2 separate regions of the Homo sapiens genome follow, and region 2 is linked to region 1. Evidence: read pairs that join two places in POLR2A ChIA-PET (ENCODE). Cell type or tissue: A673. All regions are shown on one strand. Each heading gives the region's core, and the rest is flanking DNA. Links, peaks and the distances in the headings are about the cores only.

Region 1 (11,170 bases), core at 4,258-6,757:
TATCAAATTAATCTATATAAATGATATAGAATTCTATATCATTATGTTGAAATTAAAATACAATTTTTTGGTGGGTGATCTTTGGTTGACTTAAAAATTTTATATGTAACTAAACATGTCAAGTATAAGCAGGGATATTTTCAACAAGCTCTATTAGATAAAACATATACACTTACCATAATTAAATCTATATTGGCACAGGGATAGACAGATCGAGAGTACAGAATAGAAAGTACATACTTAACATGTGTAAAAAATAAAACTTTTCATGGGCAATGTATTAGTCCGTTCTCATGCTGCTAATAAAGACATACCCAAGACTGGGTAATTTTTAAAGGAAAGAGGTTTAATGGACTCACAGTTCCACATCACTGGGGAGGCCTCACAATCAGGGTAGAAGATGAAGGAAGAGCAAAGGAACATCTTACATGGCACCAGGTGCGAGAGCTTCTGTAGGGGAACTCCCCTTTATAAAGCCATAAGATCTCATGAGACTTATTCACTATCATGAGAAAAGCATGGGAAAGACCTGCCCCCTGATTCAATTACCTCTCACCAGGTTCCTCCCACGACCTCCCAAGGGAATTATGGGAGCTATAATTCAAGATGAGATTTGGTACACAGTCAAACTATATCAGATGAAAATAATACTGTATGGACAGTCAAAAAAATTCATGAAAATCTAGAAAATGCATTTGCTGCCTATATCTCTTCTCAACTAAACTGAGTTGCTTATAATCACCCTATCCACTTCTATGCCTTTCCAGCTCTCATTAGCTCAATTCAATTATGCTTCCATTTCCACCACTCCTCCAAAACTTGTCTTACCTTGGCTGCCAATCTGCTCTATATTTTCAAATTCAGTGGTCAGCTTTTAGTCCTTACTGTGTTTGATCTCTCAGCAGCAATTGAAAATTGATCATTTCTACTTCTTCAAAACTTTTTTTTTTATTTGTGTGATTCCACATTCTCTAATGTTTCTCCTATTATGGGGAGTTATCCTTGACTCCTCTTATTTCCCAGATAGCATCCATCACAAAATCCTCTATATCAATGGTCCCCAACCTTTGTGGCACCAGGGACTGGTTTTGTGGAAGACAATTTTTTCAGAGACTGGGGTGGGTGGGATGATTTCAGGATGATACAAGCACATTTCATTTATTGTGCACTTTATTGCTATTATTATTACATTGTAAGATAATGAAATAATTATACAACTCACAGTAATGTAGAATCAGTGGGAGCCCTGAGCTTGTTTTCCTGCAACTAGATGGTTCCATCTGGTGTAAGGAGAGACAGTGACAGATCATCAGGCATTAGATTCTCATAAGGAGTGTACGACCTAGATCCCTTATGTGTGCAGTTCACAATAGGGTTTGTGCTGCTTAAGAACCTAATGCTGGCCAGGTGTGGTGGCTCACGCTTGTAATTCCAGCACTTTGGGAGGCTGAAGTGGACGGATCCCGAGGTCAAGAGATCGAGACCATCCTGGCCAACATGGTGAAACCTCGTCTGTACTAAAAATACAAAAATTAGCTGGGTGTGGTGGCACATGCCTGTAGTCCCAGTTACTTGGGAGGTTGAGTCAGGAGAACTGCTTGAACCTGGTAGGTGGAGGTTGCAATGAGCCAAGATGGTGCCACTGCACTCTAGGCTGGAGACAGAGTGAGACTCTGTTAAAAAAAAAAAAAAAAGAAAAGAAAAAAGAAAAACACCTAATGCTGTGGCTGATCTGAAAAGAGACGGAGCTCAGGAATTAATGCGAGTGATGGAGTGTGACTAAATACAGGTGAAGCTTTGCCTGTTCTCCTGCCACTCTCCTACTGCTGAGCAGCCCAGTTCCTAACAGACCACAGACTGATAGGTGGTGGGGAACCCTGCTCTACATGAACAGTGAACACTGAAAAGAGGTATCAGTTCACTTCTCTCCATGTCCACATCCTCCTCCAAGTTATCATCATCTTCGACTGAACTATACTATAGTCACCTAACTTGTCTCCGTGCTTTTGCTCTTGACTGCTAATTATCCTCCCGGACTTCCTCCTTCCTCAACAAACGAATTACCCACACTACAGTGTGTGAGCATTTTAAATCGGATTTCTTATTTTTCTGCTTAAAAGCCTTCAACGTCTCCTCATCTCACGTGTAATATAATTCAAACTCCATACCCAGCTTAAATGATCTGGCCTCTTCCTTCCGTGTGAACTTGATATAGTTCTCCTAACAGTTCACTGCAAATTATGCATGCCTTCTTTCTGTTCTTTAAGCATACTGTGCTCATTTCTGTTTTTGGGCCTACAAGATATAACCCATAAATAATCTAAAGCCCTGTTAGCAAAGGCCCCAGAAATCTCTACGTAATTGACCTTTGTTCTATTTTTTTCAAGAATAAATTCAGGAAAGTCCTTAGGCCTGGGTGTCCTGGGGCAACTGAGAGTGGTAAATGAGAACCATATGAATGCTTGTTTAGTCTTATTATGTACCAATGAATATATTTTTTTATCCTTTCTAAATCTGAGAAAGTCTGTTATCCTTACAGATGAAAAGAAAATTTAAAACCCAGATAAGATTCTGGGTATAATAATGTTTAGATTCACAAATTTTTCTTAAATTTCCCGTATGTACCATTCTAATGGCACTTATTATTACAAGGAATTTTAAGGCTATTTTCTTCAATTATTATTATTAAATTTAAATGTAGCTTACATGTTTTGAAAGTGAAAATATTTTTCAAGGTTTTTAACAAAGAGTAGAAATGAAAACCATTTCTCATCTATTTATACTTCTTCAGAAACAATATCCATAATGCAAAATGTTATATAGCTTCCATAACTATAAATAACATTGTTTTTGTTTTTGACTTTCAATTGTAAATATCATTTATTTATCACTATGAAAGACAGAAATTTGGTTCTCTTTCACTTTCTTCTGCTTCCCCATCTTTCCTAAGTACTCTTTTTCCCAGTGTTGTTAAATTGTACTTACGATTAGCTCAATAGATAGTTCAGTACATTATCATTAAGCATGTACTATGATTACATAATTATATATATTATAGTTTTCAGTTTAATTTTATCTATATTTTCTATGATTTCAGTCCTAAATTTCTTATCAATATTTAAAAATCTGTCTCAATACATCAAAATAAATCAAGCATTCTATTCAATCTTCTGAAATAAATTCCTCCTATAGCCTTTTGATGTATTCTATTCTAGGTTGTTTTCCCTCTATGCTCAGTATAAGCTGTCATACTGACAACTCCATTGCTCCTAATTTGGGAGGTTCTCTTTACCTCTCCCTTTTGCTGAATATGCTGTTTTTCCTGTATCCTATGTAATTCTATTTGATTTACTCATTTCAGTTTGTGGAGAATATTCTCCAAAGGCTTCCTGAGAATGGATATAAAAAAGACAAATATTTAGAGACCTTGTATGTTGCATTTATATGTACTTTACTTTCTAACATGGCTGATCATTCAGCTAATTTTAGATTGTAGGTTGAAAAACTTCCCACACAACCTCCACAACGATGTATAAGATACAGCTCTTTTAGCTATCAGGGTGCTGTTAGGAATCCTGTTGTCATTCAATCTCTGGACTCGTCTGTAACCATTTTCCCCTCTCCTGGAAGTTTTTAGGGTCTCCTTTTTGTCACTGGTCTTCTGAAATTTCACAATAATGTAACTTACTTTGAGCTTGTTTTTAATAGTTCGAGCTTGCTTTTAATTCATTATGTTCAGAATTCCTCCAGCCTCTTCAAATTTATGTCTTTGTGACTGGGAGATGTTGAAATTGTAAGGTGTTCTGCCCTCTGTTCTCTTATATGTAAACTCCTACTTTCACTCCTATGTTGAACTTTGTAAACTGGGCCACTGATATCCTCACATTTTATATCTTATTTTTCATCATTTTGTAATTTTCCTCTGCTTTAAAAGAGATGTTCCCAATTTTCTCTTCCAACTCTCTGACAGTTATTTTTCTTTTATTAGTAATGTCCATGAACTTTTCTATTCTTCAGATTATTGTTTTAAAGCATTTTATTTTTCTTTCATAGATATATCATTTTTATCTAAAAGCACAAAGTTAAAATTCAGATATTTTTCAGACGTAAAAATATAGAAAGATTATTGATTTAAAGTTATCTTCTCCTTTCTTAGACTCTGTTTTTTCAGTTTTTTTATTGTTGATTTGGATTTCTGCCTTTTATGTAAAATGTATGATGATTTGTTCATATTTAAGATTATGACACAGTACAGTTCTTTTTGGTTTGTAGTTTCAATGGATTAGCCCACAAAACCATATCTTAAGTTATGTCCTCTTAGGTTCTATAAAAGTATCTTCTGGATATATTCTGGACCTACCTGAGAGTGTACTGGTAGATGAATTATAAGAATAGGGTGGGGGAAAACTCATTAATCTAGATAAACATTCAATGTATTTCTCTATTTCAGCACAGCATATATACCTCTGCTCATAAACATGTCTTATGGCCTCCAGTCCAGATATTCTGGGTTTTACGATTTCTAGAAAAGTAAATCTTCAATGTACCAGGTGGAATAGAAGCAGTCAACTGGTTTCCCAAATGTGGGAAGAAGTGATCATTTTTTCCAACACCTCCATTATTACTGATTAGTGATGTTTTGTGAGTGGAATCTGAGTTTTAAATCTGATTGCCTATTAGCTTTCCTCTCTTCCTACTTAGGATTCAGCTTCCTTAGATCAGGGAAGATCCATCACCTTGTTTTCTTTGTAATTAAAAATTCTGTTACGTTGTGTCTGGGTGTTAATGGCTATCTTGTAGTTTATCTGAAATTTAACAATCCTTCTTTTTAATATCCCTGTTTTTATTCCATTAGTACATGCATTTTATTTTAGTAAATCACTTTTCATATTGCATCTCAAACTTCTCTATATTTTTCATCTTTCATATTTTATATCTAAATATTTTTCTGCTTCTAACTCAATTCCTTGAAGATATTTTTCCATATCACTGAATTGATTTTATTAACTATTAATTTTGCTACTTAATATGTCTAATTTATATGCTAACCCCAGTATTTTTTAAATTAATTTCCAAGGTCTTGTATAATTCTTCCTTATCAATCTCATTTCTCATCTCATTCAGGGAGCTAAACTCTGTGCCCACAGACAGGGTATCACTATAATTATTGACTTTGTTACTTCATTTGTGTAATGATCAAATTTCTTTCTCAGGATAAGTTGAAGAGAATGTTAAAGAACTTTCAGCTAAATTTCTAATGTTTAACAAGCATTTATTTATTATACCACTTTTGAATTTCTAATCTCTCCCTCCTGATATTTGGTACTCTGATGGATTGACTATATAGAGAAGATTAAAAACTACAATTACCAACATTCAGTTTATTAGCAATTTTCTTTCCAATGCCTGGGATGTGGCACTGTGCTTTCAGGGATTACAACTTCCAGCATACAGAGTATTATCATCATTCTGCTACATGTGAGGAAATATTATTAAATGATTGCCATTGATAAGAGGAATTCACTCATTGTGGTGAAGAAGTAACCAAGTTTTTTCATCAATACAATGCCTAGGTTTGAGTCAAAAAGAAAAAAATCATATGTGTGTCTTCTCTCTTTTGTTTAGGCTCTTTCATGTTTTTTAAAGCTGTGGTTTGTCATAACGTAAAGCCCCAGTCAGACACTTATTAATAAAACCATTCCAAACAACTTCCTTTATACTTAAAATGGTATTTCCTCCATAGTATGAGATTATCTTGTCCACAAGTCACTATTTGGATGACTCAGACTATTACATATCAACGCAAAGTTGAAGTGAGCCTTTTTCAGGAGGATAGTCACTAGATGAGATTTCAAATAGAAGTACTGCTTTGTAACTTTTATAAAAATGTGTATAGTTATCAGCTTTTATAACAAATTATCAAAATTGTAAACAATAAGGAAATTCTTATAATAAATCTCTTGCCCTGGAGCATGACTAAAAAGTAATGTAGAATTTTTATTCTAAGTCTGTTCAAAGCAAATTGGAATACTCTTCATTCTAGGTTATTACAGACACAATAGAAACTTAAATATAATGGGATACAGCATTTTAAAAACAGTGACTTGTCTAACATTTTCCTTGTGTGAGAATTGTTTTTATTTGAAATAAGATGCTTCTTATTTCTCCAATGTTTTTCTTTTTTCTCTGTTAATTTTGTTTTAAAATTTTCTATTAGATATGTTCTCAACAGAAAAGTATGTAAAGTTTTTATTTTTTAATTAAAATTGATGGCTTGTTTTTCACATGATAACAAACCAAGAAAATAGAATTTTCCTTTGTTAATTTTTTATACTTACAGCCACAAATTAGAGTGTTTTTATTCCCTCTCATATACTGACTCTTTTCTCTAAGGAATATAATTAGAAAGTCTTCTCATTCAGTACAGTTTTTCTTTTTTCTATTTAACGTATACTAGGAGCACATAGTAAAGAAAGTAGCAACCTTATGGAAATAACAATAATGGTATAGTAAATCTAAAGAAGGATAATATTGGCTTATAATCCATTTAACCTTTCAAAAACATCCTGCTTATAAATTTTAAATTTTTACTTAAAAGATGAAACAAATTTATTATTTATTAGCCAATCTAAACATTCCACAATACATTTACTATCTAATTAATGTATAAAATTAAAATGTAGCCAAACATTAGTTGTTCATGAGCCACAAAATTCAAGAAAAATACATTTTAGATTTTTAAGCAGTTACTGTGTATTTATTTGAATCAGTTTATTTTTTAAAGCATTAATGTCTGATTATTAAAGTAACATGCATTCAATATAAAAATTTGATACATGTATAAATTTGTAAAATGCAATAAATATAAAGAAAATCATAGGGCATATATCACTAGATTATATAAACATTTTGGAATATTTATCTAGATTTAGGATTATTTGAAGACTTTCTTTAGATAACTTTCATAATCCGCCTCAATTAAAGCTTCAGTGTAATCTATAGATGATAGTTCTCATGTCAATAAATATCTTTTATAGTGATTTCATAATTCTATATGTAGATTATAATTTTTTTAATTATCCTAATAGTTTTAGATATTTAGGTTGGTTATAGTGTTTGTTGTTATAAATACCACTATTATGGGATATTTGGATAGAACAAAATAGTTAACACTAGCTATCTCTGCATTATTCCAATCAAATTTCTATATAGACTCATTAAATTCTCATAACAACTCCTTAGCTATAGTTATCCTAATTTTACAGATGAGCAACTGAGGCAAGTGAGATTAACGTCAGATAGAAAGTGACAGATAATAAGATTTTAATTCATGCAAATCTTCTCTGGAATCTCTCTTAACCACCATGTCATACCACACCAACAATAGCTTCAGAATCATTGTCAAAATACCTTTTTCCTTAAGACAAATTCCTAGAAGTCAAAATTTGGGAACACATTGCAAGAAATAGTTTTTAAACAATTGACTACACTGGAAGAAAATTTTCCTTTACATTGTTCCAATTTTCTAACTCAAAAGAATTCTATGAGGATTGTCTTTCTAATCTCACTCTTAAAACATTAATTTTCAGTTTTAAAATAGCCCAAACTTCAAAATAGAAGTTTTTGTGCCATTATTTTCAATTTCTTAAGTACAATGGTGTTTATAAAGTATTTAATAATTTTTTAACTACTTCTCACATCTTCTGTTCATGCTCAGGTTCTTTATTAGCAAATGTATATTTACTTTTCAATATGGTGACATTTTTATGTGCTATGGAAACCCATGTTCAGTCATGTTCATGATAGCGTTCATTGAATTTTTCTTGTAATGTTACTTTGTAACAAACAATATTATTTGCAAGTGATTTTTTAGCTAGTTGAAAGGAAGGTATATTCTATAGTAGTGGAACATGTAACAAACTTAATAAAAATATTTTTTCCAAATTATATATATGATTTTCAAGCCTAAAACAAGTACCTTTTTACTACTATTATGTTTCTGGCAATTTCTCCATATGTGTTTATATGTATATACATACATACATATATACACACACATAAAGAAGATATATTAAAATATTCTTTTTTATTATTATACTTTAAGTTCTGGGATACATGTGCAGAACGTGCAGGTAAGTTACATAGGTATACACGTGCCATGGTGGTTTGCTGCAGCCATCAACCCATCATCTACATTAGGTATTTCTCCTAATGCTATCCCTCCCCTAGCCCCTGACCTCCCAACAGGCCCTCTTGCAGAGTGGCGCTGTTGGGTCTTGTTGAGTTTAACTTTATAAGAATCTGCCAAACTGCTTTCCTGCTGCAATGTGTAAGTTCTAGGTGCTCCATGTTCTTTTTTTTTTTTTTTTTTTTTGTAATACACTTTAAGTTCTGGGATACATGTGCAGAACGTGCAGGTTTCATAGGTATACATGAGCCATGGTGGTTTGCTGAGCCCATGAACCAGTCATCTAGGTTTTAAGCCCCACATGTATTAGGTATTTATCCAAATGCTCTCCCTCCCCTTGCCCTCCACCCCTCAACAGGCCCCAGTGTGTAATGTTTCCCTCCCTGTGTCCATGTGTTCTCATTGTTCAACTCTCACTTATGAAAGGGAACATGTGGTGCTTGGTTTTCCGTTCCTGTGTTAGTTTGTTGAGAATGATGGTTTCCAGCTTCATCCATGTCCCTGCAAAGGACATGAACTCATCCTTTTTTATGGCTGCATAGTATTCCATGGTTATATGTGCTACATTTTCTTTATCCAATCTATCATTGATGGGCATTTGGGTTAGTTCCAAGTCTTTGCTATTGTGAATAGTGTGCATATGCGTGCATGTGTCTTCAGAGTAGAATGATTTATAATCCTTTGGGTATATACTCGGTAATGGGATTGCTGGGTCAAATTGTATTTCTAGTTCTAGATCCTTGCAGAATCGCCACACTGTCTTCCACAATAGTTGAACTAATTTACGCTCCCACCAACAGTGTAAAAGCATTCCTACTTCTCCACATCCTCTCCAGCATCTGTTGTTTCTGACTTTTTAATGATCACCATTCTAACTGGTGTGAGATGGTATCTCATTGTGGTTTTCATTTACATTTCTCTAATGACCAGTGATGATGAGCTTTTTTTCATGTTTGTTGGCCACATAAATGTCTTCTTAAAACAAGCAATGGGGAAAGGATTCCCTATTTAATAAATGATGTAGGAAAACTGGCTAGCCATATGCAGAAAACTGAAACTGGACACCTTCCTTACACCTTACACAAAAATTAACTTAAGATGGATTAAAGACTTAAACATAAGACCTAAAACCATAAAAACCCTGAAAGAAAACCTAGGCAATACCATTCAGGACATACACATGGGCAAAGGCTTTATGACTAAAACACCAAAAGCAATTGCAACAAAAACCACAATTGGCAAATGGGATCTAATTAAACTAAGGAGCTTCTACATAGCAAAAGAAACTATCGTCAGAGTAAACAGGCAGCCTACAGAATGGGAGAAAATTTTTGCAATCTACCCATCTGACAAAGAGCTAATATCCAGATTCTACAAGAAACTTAAATTTACAAGAAAAAAACAACCCCATGAAAAAGTGGGCAAAGTATATGAACAAAATAATATATATTCTTTTACTTGCTCATTATTTAATTTTAAAAAGCTATGCTTTCCATAAATGTGGGAAGGGTGGTTTTGGTTAATCTCCCAAATCCTAATTACTGGAAACATCAATAACATTTGATCAACATAATTGTAGACAACTCTCCTAGAGCAAAAAAAATGTATATATTAACTTAATATTCAAGATGTATTCTAGTCTTAATTAAATGATTATATTTAATTTTAATTGGATGTAACTTCCAAATTGCTGTAAAACCTGTAGAATTGCTACATTTCAGGCAATTTTTTCTTTATCAAAAATTGTATTATTTCTGAAAATATCCTTCTAACATTAAGATTAAAAAGACAAAAAATTGAAGTGTTTGGAGTTTTTAATCTTATTTTGAAAAATTTGACATTACAGTTAATATGCAAAAATAGCAAAATAAAATCCCCACATATCTTTGACATAAATTATTAGATTTATAGACATGTCTGGAGTTTTTGAAATTACACTTCAATTAGCAAACTTTCTATTTACTCTCTATTAGTAGAGACGATATAATGTACATTTATATGTCTCTCATTTTTCTTACTCCTTTCATAATTTATGTTAATAATAGTTCATAGGCACTTATGATCATCTGTCTGCTGTTGTTACACTGGACAAAAATGTACCTAGGCAAAAATATGGGGTACTTCCTTTCTGTCAAAAGAAGAACATCATTTGTAGATATTTTGTAGAAATCATTTAATGGATAGAATGCATTATCTTCTGGTGTAAACGCCTACTGCCTTCTGTCTGGGCACTAATCGTAACTGATGTTGAATACCTGAAACATATCTGATGTCTATTGTTCTCTCTCATTTCTTCTGGTAAACTGTTTGTATCATAAATCTCTGGAGTCCAGTCTCCTATTTCAGTTAAAGTTTCTTCCTGTTATAAAGTTGAATAGATTTTGTATTCTATGAGTTCTGCTTTTTTCAAAACCACCAATCATGTGTGGCCCAAATGTTCTTTATTTCCATACTTTAAATTTTTTGTAGTGCTTTTTAATTACTTGGTATTTTCCTTTTGTTATAAACCTAGCCACATGTTTCTGATATTATTTTCAGTCATTTTATTCTTTTTAGTTTTTATAGCACCTTGCTTATTTTAATTTACTTCCCCATGCTCTGTTATCAAGCTTTACATTTGCACCCTTATCATCTTATGATTTCATAAAACTATTCTCTCTCATTTCTGTGCTTCTTTAAAAAGGATGTAGTTACCTCTCATTTTTTAGGGATTATAAAAGATAATTTTCTACTATTTCCTGTATTTTGGCAGAGTGATTTTTCTTGAGGTCTATGAGTTACCTTTTGATTATATGTCTATTCCTTTTATGGTGGCAGTTTTGACGTACAATAACTTAATTTGTTTATTTCTGACAAAACTCATTTTTGAATGAGCACTGGTTGCACCAAAATATATTGTAAAGAGAGGCAGTTAGAAATAAGGAACAGAGTGACTTTATTTTCTAGAACATGCATCCTTCTATTTTCTTTGTACTCTTACTC
Region 2 (11,170 bases), core at 5,168-7,667, 110 kb after region 1:
AGATTATTTCTGCTCCACAAAATTAACTCAGTGAAAGATAATGCATAAAGTTTCCTGGCATTAATAATCCATATATAGAGCCAAATTAGTAGGTGATCAAAAAGAGCATCCTTACATAAGTAAAATAATTTTTTAAAAGTATCATGTATAGAAAATTAGCCTTGTGTAGCATTAAGAAATATATATATAAAGAGAAAATCATTTTGCAAATTTTTCTTTATAAAAATAACACAAAATGTTTAATGAAAACACACACACACACACACACACACACACACACACACACACACACACACAGAAAGAGAAAAAGTACATGGAAACTAAAAAAAGTTACATGTAAAGACCTCATTACAAATTAGTGAAAATATACATACTTCTTGCTCTTCAGGAAAATACTTTGTTAAACACACTGGTACTGGATTTATAACAATTAGTATGGTTAAGAAGTAGCATTAAAATAATAGTAATTCTCAACCAGAGATTGTATGTCAACCTAAAATGTACCTTACTTTAGTTTTTGTTTGTGTCTGAAATTTGAAGTTCATACAAACGTTTAAAAGATAGTTACCCTATCTGACTTTCATCCTGAATTTGTCTATAGTATTGCTATAAATATTAAATAGAAACCTTAAAAAAATCACACTTTTGTATATTCCTAATTGCCTTAGCTCTAGGTCATATTAATTCACAATTATGAAGTATCAAAAAAGTTAAGACTAACTTATGAAAATGCCTGGACAATTATGTAGTTTACAATGAGAAAAATGTTTCTGTTTTGTGAACTATGTATGCTGACATATATTCTACACAATGAAAGGTTTTCATATTTTATGAGCAAAATTCACTTAGGCAGCATAGATACATTCATCTGCAAACCCCAGCTTGATTAAATATATAACTGATGGTGCTTCCAACTGTCTTTCATTTGAGACCCTGTATCTAAGAAAAATGTAATTATGAAATGCTGTTTAAACTGTCTACTTTAAAACCACATTACTGTAGTTTGCTAATAACCCTTCTATATTATGCTGATCTGTAACTTTTAAAGCCACATTTTTAACTCAAGTAGTTGGCATAACTTCTATTGCAATGAATTTATTCTGGGAAGTCTGACTGCCATGATTAGTGGTTTGACTCCAGTATTTCCAGCTTACTGCACTAAGTTCCCACTGATGTACTTGTGGTTTCACATATACCAAAGAATATTCTATGATGAGTGCTGGATGGAAAAGATTGTTCATCTGACAATAATCTTTCTAGCCACATAGACATACCACAATCTCTATCAGTAATCTTAAATTTTGGCAGTCATGGATAAACACTATTCTTGCCAATATATATTCATTATTTATACAATTTTCCTTTGATGATTTTTCCTTTAGGAATTGAAATTTTTAAAGAATATGTGTCTAAATTGTTTTCAGAATGGATACTCCAAGCTGTTTTAATATTTGGCTTTGAGCAAATTCAAAATCACATTTCTAAAAACTTCAGTTCTGTACATATACTTATGGAGAGAGAGAGACTTCTTACTGGAAAGGGAGGATAGTCCTAGTGGAGAAGTAAGCAGGGTGCAGACATTTCAATTGCCCCGTCAGAGTATGTGCAGTTGAAGCACTTAAAAGGATTAGTAAAGGACAATTACTTGTTTTTTTCTTCCACTGTATACCCACTGAGGAGCATAGACTGCAGTTGGCACAAAAGGATCTCATCAGAGAAGTCTTTTAACATTAAGCGTCTGTCTTAAGTATTAAAAATGTGACTTCAGTTTCCCCCTTGAATACCATCACAGCTGACCTTTTGAAACAGAGCTGAAGTTTCTCTCTGCTTTAAATTGCTCATTCTCATGAAGAACAATGATGAATTAATGCATTTATTTTAATCTTGGTTGGCCTTTCTTAAGAGCAAGCACATTCCAAAATAACTCTCTCGTTCTTTAAATCCTAGTTACATTGTTTCATTTTACTACTCAAAATGAATTCATTATTATAATTTTCCTGCTAATTCTTAAAGGAAAAGATCACTGGTATTTGATGCAAGTTATTTATATGAAATAAAAATACTATTGAACAGACAAATAAAAATCAAAATGGTATAACACAGTTTTTTCTTTATCCCATTTGTTTTGTTTGTTATTAGAAATTTTGGTGCATAGCGTTTTTGAACATTTTTGTCCAATTTTCCTTTGACTTTCGAATTTTTAGTCGGGGAACAGTGCGGGAAACAATCTGGTTTTGATGGAATCCCAAATTTTTGTGAGTGTGTGTGTGTTCTAAATAAACTCAACTAGGTCATATGACTCATGTGCTTTCCATGGTCTCATTGACTTTATTTTCTGTCTAGAAACTATTTAATAAATCTTATTTGATCAGATCAATATTCTTTATTGCTTCTTTAACAAAACAAAGTTGAACTGTTTGTTAAGAAGAAAGTACTGTTTTAGGTTTCTTTCTTTTTGTAAATTATTTTCTAAAGAGTTGTAGAGTTTTGATCAATTTGCATAACATAATAAATACTTGAGCCCATTTGTGGTTTTCAGGGCCAGCTGTTTTCTCCAGCTCCAGCTCTATGATTAAGGATTAAGGGATGCAAAATGATGAGAAACCCACAGGGCAATTGCTGCCTTTGGAAGATTTAACGGCATGCTGAGGATTTTTATATTCTCTGCATTTCCCTTCCTTTACAGGTACAACAAACAAGAAAAACTTTACCAAAAAGGCCATTCAAAGAGTATTACTCAACATGTCAAAGGCAAGTTTTATTTGAATCTATTTCAAGAAAGTATTCTAATATTCATATTCACACACATTACAAAACCTAAGCACATACAGGCAGGTTCCTGAAAAACCCAGGTATAGGACAAATTCTCTGTGAATCTAAATATTTCTATCCATGTGAGTACATGTAAGAATACCTGTGTTTTGGTGTTTCGATGTAGTATTATCTTGTATGTTTCAGAATTTTTTTTCCAGCATTTTCAAGGTTTAATATTCACTTGGAAAGGGGGACCCTTGGAATTCTTTTGAGACGTACCTTATTCATCTTGAAGTCATCCTGAAGATGTGGCAGGCCATTAATACTTTTGTAGAGAAACACAGGCTCCATTTTTCCACTGTAAATATATGCTGAGGTCTGTCTTTAAATGTGTACCTAGGAGTAGGAAAGGTTGAGAAAGGAGAGAATGATATTTTTGCCCTGCATTCAACTTTGATTGTTATGAAGGGAAATATTTTACATAAAATATTTCTACAATAAGGAGATTCAAAGGCTAGAACAGTTTTGTCATCGCTCCTGTACTTTTTTTCAAGACTACTATTATCTCTAATTCTGAGCCAGGTACACTATTTACTTAGAAGTCATTGATTAATATTTATTTATAACTAGTAGGCAAGTTAAAGAATGTAAAATACATATTCTTCTGATAATTGTTTTTTAAATCTTAGGTTTATTTGGGGGAATTTCTTCCTTTCCTTATGCCAAGAATGGCTAATGCCTGTGAATGTCAGACATAAAACCCCATTACATGAATTTCCCAAAGTCAAAGAATGCTGAATTAATGCTGTAAGCAAAGCTGTAACATCAAAGCATAGAGTGTTAACGATTTTAGTTAGTTCCCTACAGATCAGGCTTTGTTCATTGTAAGGAATCTTTTTAAAAGTTACTTAAAAATTCAAGAGCTGTATGGTTTACAAATTTACGAACTCAAGTGATTCCAAGGAAGGAATATTTGTTTTTCTAATTGCCATTGGTGGCTGGAAGTCATGAAACAGTAACCAGCTTATTTTTAGCAATTTTTCTGTTTAATTCCTTTTATGTAGAAAACACAAAAACTGCAGGCATTATGAGGGAAGTAGGGGAGATTAAAGAGAAATCACTGTAGAAACAACTTTTCAGATAACTGCATCATTCTTTGTACTCCCTGGCCCGAAAATGGTTCAACTTGTCTGAAAAGTGAAGAGGTCAAATATGTGCACACAGCCACTTTGCCAAGTGTGGGTAAGTTGATATCTATGAAGATTTATGAGTATCCCCTCACTACCTGTCTCCTCCATTCCCTGTACTGTCTAGCCTGACTCAAGTTTATTTTTCTTTAGTTAAAGCAGCTACTAAGAATAAGATAAATAAAGAACTGAATAGTTAAATGGAGTGCGTGTGTGAGAGAGAAATTAGTATTTAATTAAAATGTAACAAAATCTATCTGTATATACTTCTGACACACAATTGCCTATTTATCTAATGATACTGATACTAAACAACTGATTTTGAAAAGTATATAAAAAATAAAAATAGACACAAAATATTGGAAAATAATAACAATTTTAAATGGGTTCTAGAATTATATGATCTTTTTCAAGCATGGTCCAGCCATAAAATTATTTTATTTTTTCCTTTCAAAATGTAGCCAAGAAACAAACATCTATCTTTGCTTTCTTTGCAGGAAAGAACCAGTGTCTGGACTAGTTCCAAGCCATCCAGACAGCTATTTCAACTGGAACAAGTGACCTTTGGAACTGACTAGAACATAACAGCCTGGCCAGACAGAGGGGAGGGAGTAGGCAGTTGGGAAGGACCCCAACATGTTCTTCTGAAAGCTCATTTGAAATAAGAGGACAATAAAAAGGACAGAAATATGAACTTAAAAATACATCAAACCAGTAAAAACTGTGTGACCACAATATGGGATTCAAGAAAAGTTACAGTTTGTGTTTTTAGCTGTCATTCTTTAATATACACGCTTAAATACTTCTCCAACCCCGTGAGCACAGGCCCTGTCCCTTAATTACATAACATTCATGTTTGAATCTTCATAGCCTCTTTGACACTAAGTAACCATTATTTTGTTTTTCCTCTATCAATTGGGCCAGACTTCCTTAGTCTATGATTCTATGGTGATTGTTAGACAAACTTCAATAATTACTAAGAGATTTATTTAGCAAATTATTGCTACAATAGAAGTTAAAATAATAGTAAATATTTTATTGAAAATGAGATAGTGGTTATCTTCTCCCAACATTTATTTGAAGGCATGTTGTTCTTTTCTAAGAGAACATACAAAATTTAAGTTCACATCATTGGCAAGAAGCATCTAAATAAATATGCAATCTTTTAATGAATGCTTATGGACAAAGTGTTGTGCTTGGTAACAAAGAGGAAGGATGTCAAGGCAATCCTTCCTTCAAAATGTTTGAAAAATGGAGAGCAAAGCTTTTTTAAAAATGCTTTATTAAAAATACAAAAAGAAAGCTGTTTCTTAGACAATGTGTTATTGATTTTTAGAAAATATATTAACTATCATAAGTTGATTATGTCCAAGGTACTGAGAAAATACTATGAGATTTCAGAGTGCTCTTTCACAGAGAACTTTGTTATTCCAGTGGGTACTGGAAAATACTTTTCAGAAGACAACTTCTATAGCTTCTAATCAGGCCTTCTTTAATGAAAATACAAACCTTTAAAAGTCTTAATGAATATTCCAAGGTGTCTATAGAATTGCTTGGAAACTAGAAGATTTGGTTCAATGAATTTGGCATGTAGATCTGAATGAATGCCAAAAATGTAGCTAAGGTAAAGGAAATAAATTTTTACAAAATTTGTGTTACATAGTCTTCGTGGTACTATTAACTGACAAAAAACACAATGTTAATGATATAGAAATAAGAAATTTGGTTATTTCAATTTATCATGTAATGTCAGAAAAATGAGAAATGAGCCTTTCAACTCAACTACTTCTTAAGTATGCCATTGGAATTGGCATAGTATTGATTAGAAGCTAAGAAGTAGAGCAGAAAAAAATGAATCCAGAGAAAGACAATGCTGTCTGCTACTTATGTAATGTTCATATTTCTTAAACTGTATTTCGAAAGCAAGAAAATAGACCATAAATGATTTTAGGAGGTGGCGTTCTTGCTAGATTAAGAAAATCCCACTTAGAATTCTAGAGAAATTATGCTTTTAGGGAGGGAGTTTCATTAGTGGATTATCACAGACCTTAACAACAAAAGATCAAAACATGAAATAAATGTACAAGAATTAAGGTTTGTGTCAAATTTGTGAGATGCACTTAGAAGGGTGAGATTTTAAATATTTGTCTGAAGTTATATAGGAAGAAGACATTTTCTGCATGAGACACAGGGGTCCAAGGGCAATTCCAACTGTGACCATCACATTTGTAAGTTCCCTATACAGGGTGTAGTTTAGGTGGAGTCTGAAATTCAGTTGTCAAAATTGACTCCAAGATTCTTCAAGTAATTTAACAGAGGATGAAGCCCAAAATCATGAGTAAATATTGAATCTGGAAGTATATGTGGAAACACTGGAATAGAAAAACATTAACAGCCAGTTTTTTCAGGGTTATGCTAAGTAACATAAAAACGAATAAAAAAATCAGTATTTAGAAATGCAACATATTATCTATCAGAAATCCTACTGAAAATACATTCCCATAATATTATTAAATTTTTTTAGAAAAATCCAAATCCAAAATAAAAGAACAAAAAGAGACGAAGAAAATTTTTGCCATTGGCCTGCTCTGATAAACTTCACACTGGATGACTGATACCTGACATCAGCTAGTACGAGGTACCCAGACTTAAACATACTTAAATACAAGTGTTCCTGAGGAAGTTTTTGGTTCACACAGTGTTGTGATACATATTCGCTTTTATTTATTCACTGATATGCTTCCCATACTTTTACTTTATGACAATAAACTGACTGAAATCAGAGATCCTGTCAATTTAATGCCACCTGCTAACACATCTGTTAGCAAACTTGCTAGATGTTTTCTTACCCCATAAAGTACATGTTATTCATATAAAGTGAGTAATAAATGAATTTTATTGAATGAATTGATGAATTGTTCCTTGGTGTTCAAAGGCTGTGCATGTGAGTCCCGTGTCCATAAAATACTTAACATCATGTTTTAAATTGATTCAAAACTTCTTCATGATTGCACTCTTAGTCATAATCCACATCCTATTATCAAGTTCCACCTTTATAAAACTATCAGCCAAGACACCCTTTTCATTACTGCTAAGTTAAAAAAAGCCTCCAGTTATGAAATTGATATTTACATAATACAGTTTTTGCACCAGATGCTTCTGGTAAAAGGAAGCAAATCATGACCTCTCTCACCAGCAGGATCAGTCCACTGTTTTCACAACTGAATGATATTTGCTCATAAAGCTAAAATGTGTGTGGGCTGCAAGAAATGAAGTTAAAGGTAAAGCCCTTTATTTCTTCTTTGCCTTTCCCTCTTCCTCCCTTTCTTTTATCTCCATTTATGATCAAGAAAATCTGTTACATAATTAGCTTCAGAATGTGTCTGTATTAATTAGAGATTATTTAACAAATGAATTATGCAATTTAATTTATTTAAAATCATTTATTTTCAGGAAAACCAAACATATCGTTGAGTTTACATAGAAATACAATTTTCAACCAGATCTTCATAAAAACGCACTGGAGAAATAAATGTTCATAATTAATGACCAGTTATGTACTATTTCATCATGCCAGTAGCAGAGTTGATTACCATTAAAAATTGGTAAAGTAACATATCTTAAATGTGCAAATACCATCTTAGTACTCCATTGTGTTACCATTGATAATAAATGGCCACTAAATATATACCTATTACATAAATCTTTTTAAAGTACAATAAAAATACAAATTCTATCTGTTAAAAAAAGCCACTTATATGGCTTCTAAACATCCTTATTATACAAATTCCAAAATACTATCTGACAAACAAAATTATAAAGACTCTTCTTTATGAAACATATATTGCCCTCTAATTAAGGTACAACTTAGCAGATAAAAGAAACTAAACAAGAAGGCTCATATATACCATATAACATTAAGGAAAAACACACAAATATATATTGCATAAGCATATTTGATTTCTTTTCCTAGTGAAAATGTACCTTTAACACTTGAAGAAAATTCCAATGAGTAAATGATAAATCTATTTTTGAGGGCTACCCCTACTCTAAGTCACATTTTCATTAATTTAATTTATTTATCTTATAATGTGATGAACCAAGTTAGAAATTTTGACCATAAATTTTTGTTTTACTGAGTACAAATTAGTCTGTTAGGTAAAGGGTAAAGGTATAGGAAACAAATATTTTTAAAAGTCCAGGTTCATCAGCACATCAATAATGAAATGCAAGAGAATTTTATTGCTCATGTTCAAGACTAAACTGAGCAGTAACTGGGTTTTTTTTTTTTTTTTGGAAAATGAGATTTTTGACTTTAACAAAACAAATACAGATTGAATTTACCAAATATTGATAATTCATGTAGAACGGGTGCCACAGATTTTAAAGTATCAAAACCAAGAGGGCATCACAAAATAAACTTTGGTGAAAAATATCTTCATCAAAGAAGAAAATATGAGAAGAGTAGTCCTTATGCAGTGAGGAGAAATATATTTGGTAAAGTAAATATGGGTAGTAGATACTGAATCTATAGATAGCATATATTCCAAATGTTTTTTAGGGAATATCAAATCAGATGATGCTTAGATGTTATAGTAATATCACTTATCTCATTTGGAATGAAATTTAATGTTTTTTAATAAATAGCAAATTTTCATTTTTTCACTACCTTTATAAAACAAATTAAATATTTAGAGTATAACTGATCATAACTAACATCACCTTGCATTTACTAATAAATACTCTAAATACATTTGGTTTATTATTGGAATTTATATCCTTATAATTTTACCTGCTAGAAATTAGTGACCTTGTGGCATTATGTTTAAAGTTTACATTTTCCCAGTGATGTGAACAGTATTTATACATAAAATGATATCTGTCCAATGAATAGTAACATGTTTGTTGGTTTAAAAACAGAACATGTTTAGTTTGACATTGGCATGTCTCTTCAGAATTTAAAAAGTTATCTTTAAGGTATGGCTTTTGGGAAATCATTAATAAACTAGCCATCTGGAAAATGAATACAAATTTCAAGATGCTAACTAAATAGAACTCAGACACAAGGCAGGTATTTGTATAATATGTCTTTCAATTACAAATTCATCTACAGTAGAAACAGAAAGGAACATAAAAGTATGATCTACTTTACAGTAAGCTGTTTTTAAAATAAAAATTACAGATCAATAGTGAAGGTGAGGAAATTTAACTGAGAAAATTTTCAAAATATTAAAATATTCAAAAACATTGACACATGAATAATACCTATCTTAAAGTAATAATAATAAATGACATGTGTATACAAACACATTTAACATGAATCAGGATTTCTTGTTCTTGATGTCAGCACCTACTGTCTAACGGGTCGAGACAAAATACTGTGCCTTCAAGAGTTAGTCCCATTTTGAACCCCTCCTGTAAAACAGAATAAAATAATTAATATCTGAAATGCTTACAGCAAAATAAAATCAGTGAATAAAAAAGACTATGCACTAAAGTTGAAATATTCATGCTTTGATCAACTAATAAATAACTATATGTCAAATGTTGACTTGCTGAATTTTTATATAGGTGTATAGCACTGGTAGTTCTTTCAGACCCATTAACACTTTAATGTTTTAAATCTATGTGAGGTTAGCATGCATGAGAGACAGAAGAGAAAACATAAAATTAAGATAAAGGTTTCTTTTTCAGAAAAGGCTAGTTACTACATCATTCTATTGTAAATGAAATCTGTTAGCTTTAAAAATTATTATTAATTTAAATATTATTAAGATAGTTAGGCTTCAAATTGATGAGAGGTTCAAGATAGCCTGATGATTTTCACCTTATTCCTGGTTAGCACTGACCAGAGCCCGGGTAAAATACTTCTTTTAAATGCAATGCCGTATCCTCTGTGGAACACACAACTGCAGATTACTTTGCCATGGAGAAAACTTCCCCTACTAGCCTTGCTGTTGCTTGTAGCGGACTGGCTTCTTTGACTCCTACTCTTCCTTGCATATTTTAGAAGTTAAGTTGTCTATGATTTATTGAGTATAAGAACACAATTGCTAAGAAAGTGTTTTTCCACCAAGATTTTGAATTAAAATAATGGCATAGGAGTCTGTCCTCCTTCACTCCAATCTCTTTTTTTTTTATTGCATAAGATAATTGAACTGTGGGCCATCTCCAGTCTTGCCACCTCTCCCCATTCCTACCCTTTCCTGTAAATCTATACACATTGGCCTACAAAAAGATGAAAAGCACAGACTTGCACTGATCAATGAAAGTGGAGGTTACATTGTAGGTCTCCTTGTAGAAGCAAATGTGGTAGTGCTCTCTACATACTCTACCTTTTTTTTCTTACTAACAGAACTGAAATGTTTCAGAAAGGTAATTTGTAATTTGGAGTGGCCATGCAACACATTATTGGCAAATAATATGCAGATAGCAGTGTATTCCTAAAGAAAACAAAATGTCTCCTAAAGGTAACCATTGGTTTTCACCTCTGCTTTGGGTGTTTTATTTAATTGGACTGACTATATCTACTTGTATGTTAGCTAATTGGGTATCTTTTTGCATCTCTCCAAATTACTTTTATTTAGAATAATTATGTAAATGTTCTTATCTTTCTATAAATCCAATGTAAACATCATCATATAGAGGAGGAAGGTAGTTACAAAGCTGTAAGCCATACTTTATTTGTTATTAATGTTCAAAGAATATTCTTTATGTTTACAGCACAGAGACTACTACTATATAGCAATTACAGTGATGTAATCATTGTGAAAGTTTTTCAAAATGTCTTTCCAGTACTTGGAATACAATCTTTATTTAGTTGAGTAAATATGAGACTACTTATCATTATTTTTTAAAAATCTATTCTTATCACAAAATACATTTTGCCATATTTATTTATATTTTTCAAACAGCCAGCAAATACTTAGAAAAATAAATACTTTAAACTAAAATACTGTAAGTAAACTTTTCTTTAAAATTATTTTATTTGGATATCTGAAGATCTGTATATTATGTCATCTTCTGGTATATTACAAATGGTAAATAGATGATACATTGATAGATAATGACAGATAGAAAGAGAGTTACATGTGGAAATGTTTGATACCATACGGTACTTTTAAATTTTATCAGTTCATTCTGCTAGTAAACCAGTATCACTTCAATTACCCTGAAAATACTATTTGTCAATGTGTTATCAATATTGGAAAAGCAGAATAGCAGCCAAA

What was found. Peaks named below come from ENCODE experiments on the same cell type or tissue, not always from the same donor. Only the 100,000 strongest peaks of a DNase experiment are listed, where the experiment ranks them.
Region 2: POLR2A ChIA-PET joins it to region 1 with 5 read pairs; 3 of 35 experiments call an interaction of 5 or more read pairs at or near these places.

The regions. Positions count from the first base shown.
Region 1 is chr2:188,696,603-188,707,772 of GRCh38, reverse strand. All of the region lies in intron 2 of LOC105373790 (a long non-coding RNA gene), which reads right to left. Among named protein-coding and RNA genes, the nearest start is that of DIRC1, 88 kb to the left of the region's middle. In A673, for the core only: no CTCF peak of the experiment used is centred there; a DNase peak (open chromatin) is centred at 5,732; H3K27ac peaks cover 1,229 bases.
Region 2 is chr2:188,592,126-188,603,295 of GRCh38, reverse strand. GULP1 (GULP PTB domain containing engulfment adaptor 1) reads right to left here. Exons shown (of 12, transcript NM_016315.4): 12 at 7,370-9,356. The coding sequence ends at 9,285. It overlaps LOC124906107 (a long non-coding RNA gene), which reads left to right. Exons shown (of 2, transcript XR_007087590.1): 1 at 1-3,996; 2 at 4,439-5,599. Among named protein-coding and RNA genes, the nearest start is that of DIRC1, 190 kb to the left of the region's middle. In A673, for the core only: no CTCF peak of the experiment used is centred there; no DNase peak of the experiment used is centred there.